Linked DNA regions of Mus musculus: region 2 is linked to region 1. Evidence: chromatin loops called from intact Hi-C (ENCODE). Cell type or tissue: left cerebral cortex. All regions are shown on one strand. Links, peaks and the distances in the headings refer to the core of each region. The heading gives the core; the rest is flanking DNA.

Region 1 (2,913 bases), core at 244-2,743:
GTCCCTGGGGAGGGGGTAGGCTTTGGTGTTTTAAAACCTTGAAACTATTCCCACTTCTCACTCTGCTTCCTGCATGTGGAGATGAGAACTCTCAGCTGCTCCAGTCACATTTCCTCACTGGGAAGGTGGCTGACTCTGTAGTCATGATGTTATAACACAGGGACAGAAAAGTAACTAAAATACTGAGACACTACCCCAAGACAGGCAGGGATGAAGGCTGAATTGGGAGCCATTGTATGGTTTTCGCCATTCCCAAACCTTCTAAGACTGAATGATATTGCTGCCACCCCTGAAGACCTGAGGCACTATAAGGGTGGTGGCAGTTGCAGGTTTAGTCTCACCTTTTGTGGAGACTTGAGACTTGTCAATCAAGTAGCTGCCCCTGAAGGTTCCTCAGCCTGTTGTCAGGGCAACTGTAATGATTACTGCTCTATTCTAGCTACCAATGTCCAGAGAAGACTTCACGGCAACTGTAGATGCCACAGAGACTTTGTTTCAGTCAGGGGAACCATTACAATCAACCACCACCCAGCAGTTTCATGGCCTTGGGAAACTGACCATGACACCTTGAGATGGCTCTTAGATCACCCTACTCAGTGACCCCAGCCCAATGGCAGTATACAGGAGAAAGTTTTTTGTTGTGGTTGTTTGCTTTGCTTTGTTTTTCTGCAAGTTGCCCCTGTGCTGCCAATAAAATTTACTCCAAGTGGTACTGATGCCTCCTTGTAGTCTTGATCCCGGGTAGGGTAGCTTGCGTCGGTTGCATAAAGAACAGGTACAGCACCCAACAGAAACCAATAGAGGGCTGTTGTAGAGGCCATGGAGTGCTAAGACTGTGAAGGACTACGGGAGTGTTGGGAAAGTATAGCATAGAGGAGAACAGAAACTGCAAAAGATAAAACACTACTGAATGCAAGCGCCAGCTGCTCTAAAGAGTCCCAGAAAGTCACCGAGTTGCTACCTCTGGCAGCTGAGGACGCATCCTGGAGCTGTAAAGCTAAAGGCAGAGAACCCCTCTACCATAAGGCTAGCACAAGCTGTGACTCAACAGCTAAAACTGTAATCTTGAGATCCAAATGTTTCCAGCACCCCAAGTTGGGGGCTACCGACACAAAGGATGCTTTAGCTTATTGGAGATTTCCATCCAAAATACTAGACAGCCTGAATGTAGCCCACAAGGATGGCCACTTCACCCAATAAAATGACCAGCATTATTGCCTATGACAACTCTGTAAGTGGACTCTCGGCCCTTGATGCTCCTTGTCCAAGCTGTGCCGCCTTTCAGTACTGGTACTCCTAAGGGGATTCAAGACCAAACCAGGATCCTCGCAGCTTCCCATACTCTGCGTGGTTGCAAGCTGTGGTCTGTGGCATTTAAAAGGGTTTCCAGTGACTATCCGCTGCAGCCTGTGTGCGTGCATTACCGGAGCAAGGCACCCAGTGCTAGTGCAGGCTGCCACTCAGCCTGAAGACTTAGCCTATGGGACAAACACACTTTTCCCAGTCCGGCTATCCAGCGGCGTGCAGGCGTCCTAGGCTATTCCCCGGTTGCTAGGCAACGGGTTAAAGCTTCCTTCTTCCTGGGTGCCACCCACTTCGCCTCCCGCTCTAGCGCTTGCGTACTACATCCCTTTCGTCTCTTCGTCCTTTACTTCCAGTTATATAAGCACAAGCTTCACTTTGTCTAACCAGACACTTCTCCGGGCGGAAGTTCAATAACGGAAGCGGAAGTGAGCACGCCGTAGACTGTGGGTCTGAAATCTGGTTGACGCAGTCTGCGGCCACTGCTGAGCTTTGGGTAGGCCAGGCTGGGGAATCGGCCCTGGATCTCTGCTGTCGCATCTCCCTACCCCAGACTCCTTCCAGCATCAAGTCCACTATCCTCGCCGTGGCCACGCCCCTCCGCATCCTGGCTTCTCTGCGTCCTGGCTGTTCCTCCCTGGGTGGAGGGGAGAGGCAGCCATCCACTTGCAGGTGGAGCGGGGTGGAGACTCTTCCTGAGCCCAGCTGCAGGACACTGAGGACCAGCGAGGTAGACTCTCAGACTCTGGTAGCGGCTGGGGAGGGAAGAACTGGTAACTGGAAACCAGGTTGGGAGGTTGTAGGACCTTAAGTGATGGAGAGGCGAAGGGGCTGGGCCTCAGCTGTGTTGAGTTCCTCTGGGGAGGGGACCATCCGTTTGATTTCGGCCTACATATGCTCTCAGATCTTTCCACCTTAGGGACTTGCTGTTACCCACGTCCAATGTCTCTCATCATTTTCCCTATCTCCCATCCATTAGAGGATAGCTCCTGACCTCGACTGACATTAGGTTAGTGTACGAACGCCTGGCTACTTTTTTCTTTACCTGTTTTTGAAAGGCACCAGCAACTGATGCGTTATTTCTCTTGCCCCCACCTTGACTATAGCACCTCCCAGTTTAAAAAAAATATCTGTTCAGCCAGTCTTCCAGACGTTTATATCTGTGAACACCTTTGGCCCCCCCCAAAAAACTTACGTGGAGAGCATTTGAAATCATTTATTTTCCACACTCAAAGACTCTACTCTTATCTCTGAACTGGAGTCTGGATATATTTATGGAACTGATAATGAAAAGTTCACGAATCCAAGCTTTGGCTTCGGAGTCCTTGATTTCAGTGTACTGTGAATACAACACCCCTCTGTTCATAATTATAGAGCCTTTACAACTTGCTATTTATCTTATGTTGCTGCTTTGCAAGTGTTCTTGTCCCAGTTTTCCCCTCCCCATTTCCACCATCTTCAAGGTGTGCTTGGTATTTGAAAGAAAGGCCTGGTCATTGGGTAGAGCATTGTAACTTCTGTGTTGCAGATACTAAACTAATTTCATTTACTTTCTGAGTTGACTCCACCTTGGTAAGAAGGATGCATTCCACATAATGCTATCAATTGTTG
Region 2 (2,913 bases), core at 183-2,682, 72 kb after region 1:
ATCTCAGTTTATGTTTCATTACACGATAAAGAAATAGAGGAACGAGGGCTGGTGAGATGGCTTGGCGGTTAAGAGCACTGACTGCTCTTCCAGAGGTCCTGAGTTCAATTCCCAGCAACCACATGGTGGCTCACAACCACCTGTAATGAGATCTGAAGACAGCTACAGTGTACTTACATATAATAAATAAATAAATAAAATCTTTTTTAAAAATAAGAAAGAAATAGAGGAACGTTTTTAAAACCCAAGCATCTGCTTTATGTCTATATGCACGAACACATTCTTTACAGAATAGAACAGAAACATCGTGTCAACAGCTTTGCTGTTCACATGCGTTCCACAACCGCTGCTTAGAACCTCCTCCTAGTCTCTCCTTGTGGATCATAGTGGTTCATAGAGTCTCTGCAAACAGTAAGCAATCTTACTGAGAAGCTTTACAAAGAAAGTACAATTTCCAGGGGATGTTGTGCTAAGTCTAAAACATTTGAGCCCCACCTGGAGTGCAAAATGCTAGCAAGTCCTGTGTAGGCTTTGCCATGATGGGAGAAAATTCCAGACTATGAAAGCTGTACTCCCAAGGGCAGAAGAACAGGCTGGTATAGTTGCCACCTGGAGCTAGCCCATGTTTGGGCTCTGTAGATGTGTGTTCCTAATATTCTAAATGACGTGAAAATTTGGTAAGACTACCACAGCCCAGCCATGTCCTTACCTTCTAGGTGTCACAGTTGATTCTCAACAACCTACTCTAAAAAGCAGGTACAATACCAATAGGAGAGTTGAGAATGTAGAAGAAAAATAGGATCTGTCTATTGCTTTAGAAATAATTAAAATAAAAAATAAAAAACAATCACAGGGCCTGATGATACATGCCTTTAATCCCAGAACTTGGGGAGGCAGAAGCAGGAAGATCTCAGAGTTTGAAATTGGTACGTATAGAAAGTTCCAGGTCAGCGGGGGCTATATACCTAGTGAGACCCATCTTTTACAAGTATATAGCTCCAAATAAATCCAGTGTTCTGATATTTGTCTTTTTGTGTCAAAGTCAGTTCCCTTTCTCCTCCTCCTCTGTCTTCTTTTCTCTCCCCTCCAGATCAAACACACACCTCGCATGCATCCAGTACAGTGATGACCAGTTTATCTTCTTCTGTCCTCTGCAGTTTAATATGTACATGAACTGAGATTACAAGTTACCACAAAATGTCCTTTTGCCAAGTTAAGGAAGAACAGTATTTACTACCGGACTCAAGTTCTATTTCCTGCCTACCACAAACTAAACTCTATCCTAGGAAATGCTCGCCACAAAGTGGGGGCACCAGAGGTAAATCCACAGCGCCACCTGGTGGCCTCCTCCAGGAGCGTGACACAGAACCTGGCATTCATGAATGAGGAATAGCCACCATCCTTTGACAGGCCTCAGCCATCTTTGTGGCACATCTCAAAGCAGGAGTCAGGTCAGGGGTCTGCTTGAGGTGACAGTGGAGTCCCAGTTCAAAACAGTGGTGTTTACCAACAATCCGCCTTACAGTCATCAGCCCACACTCCAAATGAAGTTCTAAATACTTGCCTGTCATGGAAGAAAAATTTTCTAAAGATGATTCACAAGTTCTAGAGATCCACCCGAGAACAAATAGCGGTCCTAATAGGAAAGTGCGTATCTCTAAGCGCCCAAAATTTTAAAAATAAAAAAACAGAGAAAACTCAAATAACTTAATGATGCACCTTGAAGCCTTAGAAAAGTCAGAACAAATCAAACTCCAAATCAGTAGATAAGGAGACATACTTAAGGGCAGAAATTCATGAAATAGAAATAGTGAGTACAAGACAAACCAAAGAATCAGATGCAGAGTTCTTTCTTTAAAAAGGCAAATAAACCTTTTAAAAAGACAGACAAACCCTTAGCTAAGTTAACTAAAAGACAGAGAAGACTTGTAAGATCAGAAATGAAAAAAGAAGTTATTACAAGAGATACCAAGAGTAAGAAAAGCATAAAACATACCTTACAAACCTATATTCCACTAAATTTTTAAAATCTAAGAGAAATGGATGAAATTGATAGGTATATGACCTACCAAAATCAAATCAAAATGAAAAAAAATTAAATAGTCCTATATCCAGCAGCAAGACCGACATGGTCATAAAAATCTCCTGACTGAAGAACACCCAGGTTCAGATGTACTCACTGTATAGATCTCTACCCTTCACTCAAGAATGGAGACCAGTATTTTGCAAATCACCCTATAAAGTAGAAAAGGAAGGAAACTTCCAAACCGGTTTTGCTTTTTTTTTTCTTTTGCCAATATCATACTGATACCAAAACCAGGCAGAGACAACATTAAGAAAATTATAGACTGATCTCTCTGATCAATACAGATACAAACGTTCTCAGTAGGATACTAGCAAACTAATTCAAGATCTCGTCATTCAGCACCAAGTTGACTTCATTAAAGAGAAGATTCAACGTATAAATCAATAAATGTAACTTGTCATATAAATAGACTCAAGGACAGAAACCAAATAAATTCAGGAAAGGTCTTTGATTAGTCCAGTATCTCTTCATGAGATATTTGCTACAGAATCTATGGATATAGGGGACATAATTCAAAACATAATAAAGTCAATATACAACGAGGCCACAACAACATTATGGTAAAGGTAAAAAATATTTGAAGCATTTTTACTAAAATAAAAATAAAACTTTCTCCATTCCTGTTCAATACGGTGCTTGAGTCTCAGAGCAGTAAGAAAAAATAGATACAAATAGGAAAGTAAAAATATTCCTGTTTGTAGATGAAATAGTTTTAATATAAGAGATATTATCCACTCCACTCACACTATTTTGGTTGGAATAAACTTAACTAAGTAAACAACAGAACTTCTACAAGAAAACCTTTAAAGACACTGAAGAAAGGAACT

What was found. Peaks named below come from ENCODE experiments on the same cell type or tissue, not always from the same donor. Only the 100,000 strongest peaks of a DNase experiment are listed, where the experiment ranks them.
Region 2: it touches region 1 in a loop (2.9-fold over the local background); 6 of 42 quality-filtered maps call a loop at or near these places.

Annotation. Positions count from the first base shown.
Region 1 is chr17:15,394,529-15,397,441 of GRCm38, forward strand. Fam120b (family with sequence similarity 120, member B) reads left to right here and starts at 1,718. Exons shown (of 11, transcript NM_024203.3): 1 at 1,718-2,032. In left cerebral cortex, for the core only: no CTCF peak of the experiment used is centred there; a DNase peak (open chromatin) is centred at 1,657; H3K4me3 peaks cover 1,595 bases; H3K27ac peaks cover 1,054 bases.
Region 2 is chr17:15,466,546-15,469,458 of GRCm38, forward strand. No RefSeq gene overlaps it. Among named protein-coding and RNA genes, the nearest start is that of Psmb1, 30 kb to the right of the region's middle. In left cerebral cortex, for the core only: a CTCF peak has its summit at 1,345 (motif pointing left); a DNase peak (open chromatin) is centred at 1,358.